Linked DNA regions of Homo sapiens: region 1 is linked to region 2. Evidence: chromatin loops called from intact Hi-C (ENCODE). Cell type or tissue: CD4-positive, alpha-beta T cell. All regions are shown on one strand.

Region 1 (8,000 bases), 120 kb before region 2:
CACACGCTTAATGGAAAGACTAAATAAATGCGGGTATTAACAAATGCTGGCTGGCTAGCACTGGGAAAGTCCTCAGAGACCAAGTGAGCCATCCCTCTCCCCATTTTACAGGTAGAGAAACTGAGACACAAAGAGATTTCCTCCATTGCAAATTCATTGATGGGGCTACCCTAAGGTCCAGCCACCCACCTACTAGAAGGCCCTTCACCTTCCTTCTAGAAGGCCAGCTGGAATCAATAGATAGTGCCTGCCTAGCTTGTTTTCCAGAGGATTCTGGAACCAACAAAAGTGCTGCAATTGATTGGTGATGTCTGCGGGGAAAAAGAGAGGGAGGAGTGACAGACCAGAGACCTCCCATTTACACCTCTTGGCCCCAAGGAAAGGGGAGATGAGGGAGAAACTCCCCTCTCCCCATAAGAGGCTACTATTTGCCAACTCAGGCCCTTAAACAAGAGGTGTGCTCCTTCTGGCTAGCTACACAAGTTGCACCATCCTGGGCAATCTCTCCCCTCTCCCCACCTTCCTTCCCCACCTCAGAACTAGAAAGAACCCAGCCCAGCCCCCATTTCTAGTTCTACCTCCTTCTTCCTCCCATGGGTGCTCTAACCACACCAGAAGACTAACTGCCCCACCCCCCACCTGGAGCATAATTCCCATCTGCTCAACCTCTCCAAGGGTTCTCCTGTGCTCTACCCCCTAGGGTATCCTTTCTGTTGGGGGGAAAAATCCTTTAAGAGGCACCTTCTCTCCTGAGCCAGCTTGCCCCAGAGCCCCGCAGACAGAACCCACACATGTGGTGCCTACCTGGGTATCCCTAGTCCCTGAACCAGGGCTTGGCATACAGTTAGCGCTCAATAACTGCATGGTAAATTAAATTGGCACGTCTACCCGGACACCCTCCTGGAGCTGGCATAAAGACTACAAGGAGTTGCAAGAAAGAAAAGGGGGGGAGGTGGGAGGCAGGCTTCAGGGAACCACAGTGTGATCTATTAACAGTGGGAGAGGAGAGAGAATGAATTCATTTCCTCCCTGTAGTAATTTGCCTGTAAATATTCACAAACCATGCAATTTCTCTCAGCCTTCCCATTAAAGACAAATGCATAAATAAACCAGCCCTACCCAGGGGCTTTGCACACAGGCTGTTGTTCCTCTCCTAAAATAATAGGGTGACTATTCACTTAGCTGCAACCTCCCCATCCCCACAGAATTCCGGAGGGGTCCTGGGAAGTGGGTGAGCTGGAGAACAAGGCAGCAGCTTGGCATAAGTAGGTGCTGGTGACCGGGAGCTGAAGCAGAGTTGCTTGCAGGACCCAGGAGGTGGCTGAGCCAGCAGCCCAGAGGCCAGATGAGGTGGCCTCACCTTGGCAGGGTGTCCTCCCCACCCCCAACCCAATCCCCCATAAAGGGTTCAGAGGTCACACATAGGTCTCTTCACTCCATGGATCCCTTGATATGGAAAAAAACAAACACCTCTTGAGATGCTAGAAATGTATGACATATGGGGGAGCACAAAAGTTCCCAAATAGGGAAGCTATTTGAGGGCCAGCATCCCCCAGGCAGGGTACCCTACTTCAGGGGCCATGGCAGGGCAGAAGTCTCCCATCTAGGTCCGCTCCTAAGCTACCCTCAGGTCTCTCTTAACATCTTTCTTTAGAACCAGGCCTGGGGAAGCACCCAGAGAGGGGTAAAGTGCCAGACAGTGCAGGAAGCCAGCTTGTGAGAGGGGGTATCTTTCTCCTCCCCAGGCTGCCCATGCAGGCTCCTGGGGCACCAAAAGGGAGCTTGGGTCCCAAACCCAATCCCTTTAAAACACTCAGAATATAAGCCAAATCTAGAGAAGCATGGTGAAACTAGACACACTCAACCAGGTCCTAGGATGACAATGGCCAGCCCTGACCCAGCACTTCCTCAGCTACCTTCCCTGGAATCCTCATGGCAGCCCTAGGAGGCAGGTTTCGATCATTATCCCCACTTTATAGACGGGGAACTGAGGCCCAGACTGTAGTCACACGGAGAGTCGGGGGCAGAGACAGGGCTCAAACCCAGACATTCCAGCTGCAAGTTCTGACTGTAAAACCACCAACACTCAGAAGAAGGACGGCAGAGCAGAAAGAAGCTGGACACAGGGTCCCAGCACTGGTATGTTGATTTCTTCTTCAGGAGAGGTGCTATTTTCCCTTTAAATATATGACGGCTGTGGTCTGCAGCCCACCCACATCCTCACCCTTAACCCCAGCAGTAGCTCTGTAGGGAAAGGTTATCGTGCCCAATTCACAGATAAAGAAACCAAGGCTCGTGAAGCTTAATGGTCTCCCAGCCAGCAAGTGAGAACCAGGATTTAAATCAGGGCCAATACCACAGCTGTCTCTGCTGGCTTCAGTCCCAGCCCCTCCACCAGCCAGATGTGACTCGGGCCAATCTTTCCCCAAGTGGACCTCAGTTTCTACATCTATACAGTGGTCTTACTAGTTCCTTTCCTGAGTCCCGGCCCAGGGTGGCTGGGCAGATAGAATGAGAAGACAGCGAATGTGAAGGCCACTGCAGAGCACACCAGCCTGCACTGCAGGCTGTAAAGCCCAATAACTGGGCCACTCGGTGAAGACTGACATTTACAACAGTGTGCCCAGACGCCCCACAGGATCCTCTGCCAGCAGAGAGATTCAATTATGGTCATTATGGTGCACTTAGGAAAACCAGGGAGCAGCTAATACATTTTAGAAAGATTGGCAACAACAGAGGTTGAATCAAAACGAGTTTTCTACTTAACCCTCAGTTAAACAGAAAATCCATTTAACCACAAGGCAACACCCTGTCTTCCCAGCCTCCAATCACTTTTATAAAAAAATCGTCTGCCACTTAGCTTTATATTTTTATCACCCTGAAAGCTGCCTTGGAATGAAAAATAAATTCATTGATGGAGAGAAAGATGTCATCGACCTCTATAGGTTAGCAGCCTGGAGCAACATCCTCAAGCCCTTGCTCCCTCCAGCGTGGCAAGAACACAATCCTTGTTTCCATCCCTGCCAAAGATGCTGGCGGACGCTGGAGAAAGCAGCCCCAGAGGCCCAAGAGGAGTGCAAATGTACACCTCCCACCCCCGCCACTAGAGGGAGCAAACCAAACCTTTGCAGTCACCGGAGGCTCCCAGAAGGAGGCTGGCAATGAAACGTGCCTGGAGAGGACCTATAGGGATTCGGTGACCTCCAAGTACGCTAAGCTGCAGAGCAGTCCAGAAGTGTGGGCAGGAACAGGAGCGATTCAAGTTAGGAAGAGTGTTCCCAACAAATGGGGAGAGGAACATATTAGCCAGATAGTTCTCCCTATTATTAAGTAAAGCAGCATTGACTACACACGTGCAAAAAGATACTCCAGGTACGGGGTTCCCAGATAAAATACAGGATGCCCAGTGAAGTGTGAATTTCAGATAAACAACAAATAATCTTTCAGTGATTCTTCCTAAATAGTACATGGAACAAATATTGCTTGGGGCAGATTTATGCTAAAAATTGAGTCATTGTCTATAGGAAGTCCAGATTTAGCTGGGCATCCTTTAATTTTATTTGCTGTACCTGGCGACCCCTCCCAGGAGGTATGCAGGTGACAGCAGACACTAGACACAGCTGAGTGTCCAACAGTAGGGGCCCTCCAGCCCTGTGATGCCCAGGAAGGAATCTCACAAACTGTAAGGCCAGGAGAGATGGGGAAAAAAAGCAGGAAGCCCAACTGAACGGACTTTCTGGTGTCAACTATTGAACACATGCCTGAGTGTGAACAAAAGCAGGAAACGAAGGAGGCTCTGGTCCTAAGAGAGGAAGTGAATGATTTCTTTTCCCTTCATTTTCCAAGCTCTGAATTGTTTTATTGTCTTAACAAGAACAGCCACACACACACAACCAAAGTGCTCAACTTTTCTTATCTTTTGAGATCAACCTGGTTGTTCTATCAGGTGGTGAGTCCTTCGAACTCAGGGAGTGGGAGTTTTTCATCTCTGAACCCCAGTGGATGCCTAGTGAATGGAGGAAAGAAAAAAAGAAGAAAGGGAGGGAAATAAGGAGGGAAGAAGGGAGGATGAAGGAGGCTCTGTCCATGCAAAAGCCAAGAGCTGGGAGGTCCCCAATTGCAAGGTGACTTCTGAGGACCACAGGGACCTCCAGGCAGAAGGAGCCAACTCTGTCACCCCAGGTCTCCTTGCTACCTCTCCTGAATAGAGAGGTTTTGAGGTCAGGAGCCTGGATGCTATCTGGACAGCAGTCAGCCCAAAGCCTGGCCCCAGGCCTGTGGGCCACCTGCCATCACTTCCTCTGCATTTACTAAGAGAAGCTGCCCAGCATGGGGACACACTGTGAGATGCAGGAATGAGCCTGTCTGAGGAGCTTCCCCCAGGGACAGAAAGCAGATACCACACCCCTGGGCTCTGCCCCCTCCTTCTCCCGTGGGACATGCCTGCCTGCCTCTTGGTTCAAGTTCAGTTTAAACAGATGTTCTGTTCCTAAGAAGCCCTGTCTTTGAAGTCCAGGAGAAAAATCTCAGCTCCAAAGGGACCTTTCCTACTGAAGAGACTCTCTGGGGAGTCTCGGCAGAAATAAAAAACAAAACCCCTGGATCCTTATCTCCTGGTATTTATGAGATTTTTAATTAGAACAGCTGCCTCCATGGGCTACACTGCTGAAAGGGAAAGGGAAGGAGAGAGAGGGGCTGAGGGTGGGAGTCCGACTGAGGAGCACAGGACCGGGAGGGAGGCAGCCTCGCAGGCTCCAAACTGCCTCTGAGATGAAGCTTTTAGTGCCCAGCTCTCCATAACCCCAAGCACGGGTACACAAATGGTGCTCAGAACCCTGGTGGCTTTTACGAACTGCAACCAAATACTTATTGACCCAGGGTTCCCAGGACGCCAGGGGTTCCCAGGCTGGTCTTGTGTCCATCCATTCCACCTGGAGACTACCTGGTCCTATTGCAGGACTCAGCTACAGGGTCTCCCCAACCTTCTGACCACCGTTCCATCCCATCCCCCCACAGCAACCCTCTTGGAAGCATCTTGCTATGGGCATGCCAAGAGCGGGGCAGTGGAAGCCGTCCTTCCAGGGAGCTGGCAACAAAGGGATGAACTGCCTGTAGGGAATTTTGAAACAAACCTAAAACCCACAAAAAGCTGACAGTTCTAAACAATGTCGGTGATAAAATGCTCTGCTTTGAGAAAAAAAAAATCTTTTAGTGATCTAAGTTCTAAACAATTGCTGCAGTCACTGGTGGGTTTGTTTTTTGTTTTTTGGGTTTTTTTTTGAGATGGAGTTTCACTCTTGTTGCCCAGGCTGGAGTGCAATGGCGCAATCTCAGCTCATCACAACCTCCGCCTCCCAGGTTCAAGCAATTCTCCTGTCTCAGGCTCCCTAGTAGCTGGGATTACAGGCATGTGCCACCACGCCCGGCTAATTTTATATTTTTAGTAGAGACGGGGTTTCTCCATGTTGGTCAGGCTGGTCTCGAACTCCCGACTTCAAGTGATCCACCTGCCTTGGCCTCCCAAAGTGCTGGGATTATAGGCATGAGCCACCGCGCCTGGCCAGTGAGTTTTAATAATGTGTATGTAAGCTTCAAATGAGCATATTTTTATTACTTAGGCTTTAAAACACATTGTGTTTGCATAGGTGTGAATTCAGAGAGCACCTACTTATTCAGTCAGAAGCCAACATGTGTGGATCCTGTGATACCTGTTCATTTGGAGAATAAGAACTCAAAATCGGGCTCAGTGCAGTGGCTCACGCCTGTAATCCCAGCACTTTGGGAGGCTGAGGCAGGTGGATCGCCTAGGTCAGAAGTTCGAGACCAGCCTGACCAACACGGAGAAACCCTGTTTCTACTAAAAATACAAAATTAGCTGGGCGTGGTGGCACATGTCTGTAATCCCAGCTACTAGGGAGGCTGAGGCAGGAGAATCACTTGAACCGGGGAGGCGGAAGTTGCAGTGAGCTGAGATGGCGCCATTGCACTCCAGCCAGGCAACAATAGCAAAATTCCATCTCAAAATAAATAAATAATCAATAAATAACAATGCAAAATAATACAGAAACTCCCAATACAGTGTATTACCTATCATGAATAAACTAGAGATTATTTAAAGTATACAGTATATAAGCAAATACTACTCCATTTTATATCAGGGACTTAAGCATTAATGCATTTTGCAAGTTTCTTCATGTATTGTTTTCTCTTTTGTCAAAATATCTATTAACGTAATTAAGAACTGTTGACCCGTTACCTTTTTACATTTTCCATGTCATAACGGTTGTTTACTGGCATGGTTATACATACAAAGTTCACAAAAATTTCAGTCTGTTTCTTTTCTGGCCATTATTCTAATTGATTTTATTTCATCATTATTATTGAAAATAATTTTGTTGTATAGAGGAAGCAAGTATACAAAAATCATGTGCTCTAGGTGTCATATATCCTAGAGTGATGGATAATTTGGGTCAAACATTATTCTGGGAGTGTCTTCCAGGCTGTTTCTGGATGAAATTGACATTTAAACAGGTAGATTGAGTAAAGCAAATGGCCCTCCCCAATGTAGCTGGATCTCATCCAATCAACTGGAGACCTAAATAGACCAAAAGGCTGAGTAAGAGGAAACTTCACCAGTCTGACTTCTTGAGCTGGAACACTGGGCTTCTCCTGCCCTTGGACTGGAACTTACACCATCAACTCTCCTGAGTCACAAACTTAAAGTGCTGATCTCAGGATTTCTCGGCCTCTATACTCACATGAGCCAATTCTTCATAATAAATCTCTTTATATAAACAGTCATCTCTTAGAATCCACGGAGGTATCCATCCCTTGCTTCTAGGACCGTCTTTGATATCAAAATGTATTAATGCTCAAGTCCCTGATATAAAATGGAATAGTATTTGCTTATAACCTATGCACATCCTCCTGTACACATTAAATCATCTCTAGTTTACTCATGATAGCTAATACACTGTATTGGGAAGTTTTTGTATTATTTTGCATTTTTTTCTAGAATATTTTTGGTTCACAGTTGGTTGAATCCACAGATACAGAATCCATGGATACAGAGGGTTGTATATCCTATCAGATATATATCCTGATATCCTATCTGTATATCCAGCTGACTGTATATTCTACCAGTTGTTTCTCTGGAAAAGCTGATTAACACACCTAGGAATGCATCTGCTGCTCCTGTCACATTTTATGTCAGGCATCAACAGCTGAATGGTGGCCTCCTCCAGCTCAGGCACTACATGTCATTTACATCTGGGGCCCACAGGTAAATAGCTCTGTGCTTCCAGCACAGTTGACACTTGATAAGTGTTTTTGTTCATATGAATGAATGAATGAATGATCTGACAGAGACATTAGAAGATCCAGCCAGACCTTGCAGCAAGGCATAGAGCTTCATTTCTCCACTCATCCTCAAGCCTCTCACCTTTGCCCCTGCCTAAGGTGCACACTTCTGTTCAGCATATCCGCCCTTCCCTGGGACCAGAATTTTCTCAAATAACACATGACTGCCCTTGACAGTGGCTCAGTCCTCTGTCATCTTTTGCATCTTCACTCACTACCTGAGTGATCTCATTATGGTCAAAGGTTTGAAATACTCTCTATAAGCTGATGGCTCTCAAATTTGGAGACCAGCCCCACCCTCACCCCTGAACCCCAGGTGCATATCTCCATCCACTCCTCTCCACCTCCACTTTAGTGGCTAATAAGCATCTCAACTTAAAATGCCTGAGAAGAACTCAATATGCCCTCCCTCCACTCTCTGCCAGAACCCACCCTAGGCTCTTCCATCTTGGGCCAGAAGCTGTGGTTGGCCTTGACTCCTCTTTCTCTCATCCCCATCCTATCAGCGAGTCCTATCAACTTTGCTCTCAAAATAGATCCTGAATGTTGTGGCTTCTCAGCACCTCCACCACATTCCACCTTCCAAGCCACCTTGCCTCTCCCATGGATTCCAACATCAGTGTTTGTACTGGTCTCCCTGC
Region 2 (8,000 bases):
CCTTCCCCATGTACACGCCTGCTGAAGTCAGGCCCCTTGGAACACACAGGCTCTCCTTTGTTCACCCCAGAAACCCCTTTCCCACCCACAGATGTGCAGATAACACATACTCAAACACACAGAAATGCACAGACACACACACAGAAATGCACAGACACAGAGACATACACAGAAATGCACAGACACACTCTCACACAAACATAAACCTACACCGAGACACACACAGATACACATGCGCACACACACTCCCACCCTGCCCACTGGGTTGCTTTGCACACCCCTTAGTCAGGGATTGAGGCATATTTGCTAAATAATAAATGAATGCTGATTCTGAGATCCAGGAAGCCAGACAGCCCGGCTGGGCCCTGCCTGTCTGCAGCCTCCCTGCCTCCCCAGCTCCCTGCAGCCTGTTTGAGTGGGAAGACAGTGCAGAGCTGGGGAGCAGGGCAGGGAGAAACTGCTGAGCTGGCGGGGCTGGCTGGGGTTGGCCGTGACATTTCTCTTCCAAGTTGCTGCAACTGGGAGAGCTGGCATTGGGTGAGGGGGTATCTAAGGAGAAGGGAAGGATAAGAGGGAACTCTGGGAGCATTGCTCTGGCCTGGCCTGGGAATGTCTCCCGCCCCACGCTCCCATGGTCTCTAATGGACTCTCCACACCCTGCAAGTACTTGGGGGCCAGACCAGCTAGGCCACATGTGCTGGGGCTCCCACGCCTTGAGTCACGTCTTCTGTGGCCTGACCCACCCAGCCCAACTGGATTGCTTCTCTGCTAAACTTGAATTTGACTCTCTCCAGCTGCAACACAGTTCATAGGGAGAAGTTATCAGCCCACACTTGTCCTGTGTGGAGTTTTTCTGGGGGGCCTCTCAGGGATCTGGTCACAGGATCACTAGGGGAGTGGACAGCTCCTGTTGAGCTGCGGGTGGTTGTGGTGGGGGAATAGGATTGAGCTCAAACTGCGGGGCTGAGATGGCTTGTTGAGGGCAAGGCACTGTTCTGCCCCTCAGAGAAGTCTGCCTGCACCTGAACCTCTGCAGACACTGCTTCCTCCAGGGCACAGATGTGAGCTCAAGAGGGAAGTTGTACACATCAAGGTTCCAAATTAGAGCCCTGGTTAGAGGCAGACCTATTCCAGGGGTACATCTGTATTAGTTCATTCTCACGCTGCTAATAAAGACATATCCAAGACTGGGTAATTTATAAAGAAAAAGAGGTTTAATGGACTCACAGTTCCACATGGCTGGGGAGGCCTCACAATCATGGCAGAAGGCAAGGAGGAGCAAAGTCACATCTTACATGGCAGCAGGCAAGAAAGAGTGTGTGCAGAGGAACTCCACTTTATAAAACCATCAGGTCTCAGGAGACGTATTCACTATCACGAAAACAGCATGGGAAAAACCTACCCACATGCTTCAGTTACCACCCACTGGGTCCCTCCCTTGACAAGTGGGAATTATGGGAGCTACAATTCAAGATGAGATTTGGGTGGGGACACAGCCAAACAATATCAGCATCTAAGACAGAGAATCTACCTGGCTCTGGAAGGCCCTTCAGGAATTGTCTTGTCTAGTGGTTCACAATTTGGGGTTTTATGCACCAGTTGAAAATTACAAAAAATAAACAGGGGTGCTGTCTGACAAGATTACCATCTACTAGCCCTTATTTCATAAACAAAGTGACACTCTTTAACGTCAAAACTGTTGGAGGAAGGTGGGCGTGGTTTCACGATAATGTACAGTTCTTCACATGGAAACACTTCTCTTTTCAGAAAGCCCAATATTTGGTTTTCTCACTTGGAGATAAAATCTCACCCTCACCATCCCAATGGGCAGGATGGCATTTGGAACAACGGGGAAACTGAGGAAGGCCCAGAAAGAAGGGAGGCATGGAATCTGCACAGTGAGGGGCTGAGGGGATCAGAGGTCACATCTTTGGACTTCAAGTCCAGGGCCCTGTCCCTGTAGCTGATTCCCCAGAGCTAGAAGGGGCAGCAGAGGCCCTGTGAGGGATGGGGGCCTGGTACCTGTGGGTGGCCCCTTTCTGCTTCTCAGAAGAGGCTGGGAGGGGTGGCTGTGGCTGCAGGCTTCCTGCCATATCCACAGGGGAACTGAGCCTATCAGCTGCCCTCAGGTCCTCAGGGCCCACCCCAGAACCAGGCTCAGACTACAGCTTCAAATGCTTGCCTCCTGCGTGACTGCCAGTTCCCTCTGGGAACACTCTGTGCCCTTGGCTGCCAGCATCCCTGGCATGACGTTGCTCCAGTGCCAGGAGGGAGGGGGCCACATGTTCCCCATATGCCAACAGGGTGGGAAGTTTATACTGAACAGCTGAGTCGGCCTCTCCTCCTCCTCCCCGCAGCAGAGACTTTCCTGCCTCTCTTCTCTTTGTCCTCCTCAGAGGACCTCCCACTCCCACCCAAGGAGGAGACAGAACAGAATGTTTCAGCATTAGCAGGGCCCCATGCTGTCCAAAGCATGTCCACATGCATGGGTTTTAATTCAACAAATACGCATGCCCTGAAATCAAACAGAAATCAAACAAGGCACGTGCCCTGTTCCAGGAAGTGCAGGGAGAGGTAAAGGTAAGCTCATCAGAGAACAATGAGTCCTCCAACTCTCCATCCCATTATCCATCCGTTGATCTCTCCATTTCTCCATCCATCCTTCCCTCTGTTTCCTGTTCCTCTCCGTTCCTTCTTCAGTCTCTCCATCCCTTTATTCTTCATTCCCTCTCTACCTTTCAATCTCTTCATCCATCTCTCTCTCTATTCCTCCAGCCACTTCTCTATCCTTCCTCTGATCTTTCCCTTATGCCTCCACCTATCCCTACACCCCATTATCCCTTCATCCAGCCACCATCCATCTTTTCCTACCTCTCTCCATCCCATTATCCATCCGTTCACCTCTCCATCCCTCCCTGGATCTCTCAGTCGCTCCATTATTCCATTCACCTTCTACCCTTCCATCCCTTCATCCTTCCATCTCTCCATTTCTCCACCCACCCCTCCATGCTTCCTACCATTTCTCCATGGCTTCACCAATTCCTTTAACCTATTTATCCTTTTGTCCAGCCATCATTCCCTCCCTCCTTCCATCTCATCTCCTCTCCACCTCTCTATCCTTTCCTGAATTTCTCCATCCCTTCATTATTCTATTCACTTTCCACCCTCCCATCCTTCATCCATCCATGTCTCCATTCCTGCACCCATCCCCTCTATTCTGCCCTCCTCCCTCCCTCTGCTCAGCCCTCTGTCTTTCATCTGGCTAATCAGTCTTCTCTCCACCCTCCCTTCCATCCCTCTACCATTTATTGAGTTCTCCATGAACTAGGAAGTGCCACAGTATCTCCTCAGGGGATCAGCATGCTTCGCCTTGTGACATGTTAATAAATGTTTATTGCCTGGACCTAATGGTGCCCCCAGCCGTCAGGAGCTTGCATGACAGTGCGTTAAATCCACAGCTGACACCAATTCTGCTGGGTCTGCAGGTGGAACTGGGTCTGTGCTTGGGAAGCAGGTGGGCAGAAGAGAAACATTGGAAAGACCCAGCTTTCAAGAGTGCTTACAATGAGCAGAGTCCTCTCACACACTCTCTTTTCCTCCCAGTAGTCCTACGAGAAAGATGTGATTTGTTCCCATTTTATAACTGAGGAGCTGACCAGCAGCCCCGGCCCAGGAAGGGAATCTGAGAGTGCCTCTGCTCTACCATCTGCTCCCTTTTGGGGATCATATGTGTGGTGCCTGTTGTTTTTTTTAAATACAAATAAGAGTGGGTTGATTTATTCATTTTAGCAAACAAAAATAGTAAATTTAATGTAATCCCAATACAATTTCTCAAATGCTCGACTCAAGCAAGGAGAAAGCCTGTGGAAATTTCTAGTTTGGCAGAGTGACAATTTGTTTTTGATCCTCTTTGGGCCTTATTCTACATAACCCCCACTTTTTTCAAAGTAGATATGTGCCACTTTCCATTGTTTTTATAAGCATGTTCCTTACTTACGCTATCAAAGATAGAGGGAGTTGAGATATGGGTCTCTTCCTCTCCTAAAAGCATCTGCTGGCATCGCTGTGACAATATGCAAATGGCAGGGAATATGTTCTGCTTTCCTCAATTATCAGAAAGTCACTCCCACCTGGGTGACAGAGGGAGACTCTGTCTCTTAAAAAATTTTTTAAAAAGGAAGTCATTTTTCTGTTCCTTCAGGCACATCCATAGCAATGCTTGTACTGTGAATTTAAAACTCCCAACCCGATACATATTTTATTTTATTTCTTATTTCTTTTTTTTGAGATGCAGTCTCACTCTGTCACCCAGGCTGGAGTGCAGTGGCACAATCTCGGCTCACTGCAACCTCTGCCTCCCGGGTTCAAGCAATTCTCCTGCCTCAGCCTTTTGAGTAGCTGGGACTACAGGTGCCCGCCACCATGCCAGGCTAATTTTTGTACTTTTAGTAGTCAAATTTTCGCCATGTTGGCCAGGCTGGTCTCGAACTCCTGACCTCAAGAGATCGGCCCGCCTCGGCTGCCCAAAGTGCTGGGATTACAGGCATGAGCCACCATGCCTGGCCCTGATAGCATGTTTTAAAGAGAAGGAATGACATAAGGACAAATAACATGTTATATAACAAATAGCTTTAGCTACTTCTCTTATGCTTCAAACTTTTTGTGCTTAATTTTTTTTTTTGAGATGGAGCCTCTTTGTTGCCCAGGCTGGAGTGCAGTGGTGTAATCACAGCTCACTGCAGCCTCAGACTCCTGGGCTCAAGCGATCCTCCCACCTCGTCCTCTCAAAGTGCTGGGATTACAAGCATGAGCCACCACACCTGGCCTAAAATTTATTTTTAATAAAAAAGGATTGATTTATTATAGTTCAAATATATAAAATTAGCATTCAAACATCTTAAAATCAAACTTCAGAAACAAAAGTTTAACATCAAACAGGAGTACAATTTTCAGGGAGCATCCAGAAAGTAATTCGTTGTCTAGTCCAAAACATTGACAAAGATCATTTCATGATCAATAAAATGCATTTTACCAGTACCTTTTTTTTTTCTTTTTTCCTTTTTCTCATGTCTTCATAAAATCACCAGCAGTTCTATTCCGGCCCACATCTTATTGACTGTGGCTCCATACCTCTTTAGTGGCACTTTTGTTTCTTTGGAATTCTTCCCTTGCCCAGTCCTTCAGGTATTTGTTATCAGAATCATTTGAAACTGGCCGACTTGCTTGCAAAATCTTTTTGTAGCAGAGGAGAACTTGTTGCCACCTCATGAAGTGCTTTAGCAATTTTTTTTTTTTTTTTTTGAGATAGAGTTTTCCTCGTTGCCCAGGCTGGAGTGCAGAGGCACGATCTCAGCTCACTGCTACCTCCACCTCCCTGGTTCAAGCGATTCTCCTGCCTTAGCCTCCTGAGTAGCTGGAATTAAAGGTGCCCACAACCACACCCGGCTAATACTTGTATTTTTAGTAGAGACAGGGTTTCACCATGTTGTCCAGGCTGGTCTTGAACTCCTGACCTTAGATGATCCACCTGCCTCGGCCTCCCAAAGTGCTGGGATTACAGGCATGAGCCACCTCGCCCAGCTGAACTTCTTTAGCATTTGCGTCACCAGTGGGGAAACGGGAATCAGCTATGTCCCCCAGACAGCGTTCCCCTCAGCCCCCTTTTTGGTTTCACCATAAATCTCCCCTTCGGCAAATTCTCTGCCCCAAGCAGAGCCCACTCTCCAAGTCTCCCTGTGTTTGCTTCTACCGTTTCCTCTAGCTTGGAATACCCCAGTCTGCTTTTCCAACAGAACAAATCCTGCCCACTTTCCATACTCATCCCCGAGGACCCCTCCCTCAGGAGGCCTTCCCAGATTGCCCCACCTCCCCCAACTTTAGCAAGAGTTGATGGTTTCCTTTGTTCCCACAAAACTTCATTTACTCCCCCTGTACACACATACCATTCTCTGCCTTATCTGCAGAAGTGTTGGGTGAGGGGGTGTTGTGTCTGTCTTCTCCCTTTGAGCTCCCTAAGCGGGTTGGGGCCTGCTGTCTAAATCACATTGTTCCCCCTCTGCCCCCAACACACACACATAGCCTAACACCAGAACAAGCAGTAGGCAAGGGATAAATGCAGTTGAACCAGATTTATAACCAGGGGTGACATTAGATATTTACTGGTGGGCCAGGCGCAGTGGCTCATGCCTGTAATCCCAGCACTTTGGGAGGCCGAGGCGGGTGGATCACGAGGTCAGGAGATCAAGACCATCCTGGCTAACACGGTGAAACTCCGTCTCTACTAAAAATACAAAAAATTAGCTAGGTGTGGTGGCGGGCGCCTGTAGTCCCAGCTACTCGGGAGGCTGAGGCAGGAGAATGGCGTGAACCTGGGAGGAGGAGCTTGCAGTGAGCCGAGCTTGTGCCGCTGCACTCCAACCTGGGCGACAGAGCGAGACTCCATATCTAGAAAAAAAAAAAAAAAAAAAAAAGAATATTTACTGGCTGGGTGCATTGCGTCATGCCTAGGAGGCCGAGGTGGGCGGATCACCTGAGGTCAGGAGTTCGAGACCAGCCTGGTCAACATGGTGAAACCCCATCGCTACTAAATATACAAAAATTAGCCAGGCGTGGTGGTGCGCCCCTGTAGTTCCAGCTACTCAGGAGGCTGAGGCAGGAGAATCACTTGAACCCGGGAGGTGGAGGTGGCAGCGAGCTGAGATCACTCCACTGCACTCCAGCCTGGGCAACAGAGTGAGACTCCATCTCAAAAAAAAAAAAAAATATTTACTAGCCAGCAGAGTATGGACAGCAGCTAGTCAGAAAGGGAAGAATCAACAAAGCATGACTGCTATCTGTAATTTCCAAAGAGCTTCGGCCTTTGCTAGCCCCTCCTGACCTGACCTCCATCTGAGCATGAGCAAGAGGTTGAGAGGCATTCAGCACTGGGGGAGGTCGGGAGCAGGGGGTAGCCCTGGGCTGTGAACCTTGCCAGGACTTTCTAGCTAGCAAGCACAAGGCTAGGGCTGGAATTCAAGTAGTAGGACTCTCAGGACCCGCACTGTGGGACAGCCCACACCCCTAGCTTGGCTTTGGAGTAGGTCAAGACGTAGCCTGGGTGCAGGTGGTGGGTGGGACTTGTTAGAATAGGGGAAAGGCTGGCATTGTGGAGCCAGGCCTATGCTTGTTACTCCTGGTTGTGTCATGTGTGGGAGCTGAGCCTGCAAGGGCCATTTGGAAAAGAGGCCCCGTCGGTGCCTGCGGGGCTCCCTGCGCTGGCTCTGCAGAGGGCCCAGCTTTGCCAGCCACATGGCGAGGCTGTCTGCAAGACCGGGGAGGCATCGCTGAACTCCCGGAGCCTTGGCTTTATTCTGTAAAATGGATGCAATGGTATTTATGTTATAGGCTTGTTAAGAGCATGGCTTGTGATAAAGCTCTTGCCTGGGTCATAGAACGCTCAAAGTAACATTGGTTCCCTTCCCTTCTGCTCCCCTGCCCCTATACTTGGGCAACCAGGTGGGGAATGGAGGAAGGGGGAAGATGGATGGGGCTTCAGCCACTGCCCAGGCCCCTTCTTCAGCCCAGTTCATTCAACAAGGCAGGTGTCTTGACTACTGACATTGTGAACTTCCTTGTTGGCCCGAAGAGCGGGCCGAGAAAGCAACAGTCCTGCCTCGCCTCTCCTGGACCGTGCCACAGACAGCCCAGGGGCTTGCTCACTAGGGAGGCATTCTCATTGCCATTTGGCAGATGAGACTACTGAGGCTCAGAGAGGCCCACTGTCCCAAGTGGCCCACCTAGGGAGTGGCCATGCTGGGGCGGGGCTCCAGGAGTGTGTCCCCCCAACCAAGTCTGTCTCTTTGATAAGGATGAGAGTGAGCGATTATGCCCAGCGCCACACCAGGCACAGGGAGGTAGTCACAGGGCAAGGTCTGGGCACCAGGGCACTGGCCAGGAGGGCAGTCCTGCATCAGCAAGGAAGGAGAAGCGGAGGGCTTCCTGGGGCAAGAGGAGGATGACCA

The links. A loop is a pair of places that touch in the nucleus more often than their neighbours do. Peaks named below come from ENCODE experiments on the same cell type or tissue, not always from the same donor. Only the 100,000 strongest peaks of a DNase experiment are listed, where the experiment ranks them.
Region 1: a loop joins it to region 2, with 2.3 times the contacts of the local background. A loop is called at or near these places in 4 of 110 quality-filtered maps.

Annotation. Positions count from the first base shown.
Region 1 is chr11:44,770,697-44,778,696 of GRCh38, reverse strand. All of the region lies in intron 2 of TSPAN18 (tetraspanin 18), which reads right to left. Among named protein-coding and RNA genes, the nearest start is that of TSPAN18-AS1, 38 kb to the right of the region's middle. RefSeq lists enhancers at 819-1,318, 1,319-1,820, 3,785-4,559. In CD4-positive, alpha-beta T cell, a CTCF peak has its summit at 3,050; a DNase peak (open chromatin) is centred at 3,106.
Region 2 is chr11:44,654,051-44,662,050 of GRCh38, reverse strand. No RefSeq gene overlaps it. Among named protein-coding and RNA genes, the nearest start is that of LINC02704, 43 kb to the left of the region's middle. RefSeq lists enhancers at 6,688-7,303, 7,921-8,000. In CD4-positive, alpha-beta T cell, no CTCF peak of the experiment used is centred here; a DNase peak (open chromatin) is centred at 3,430.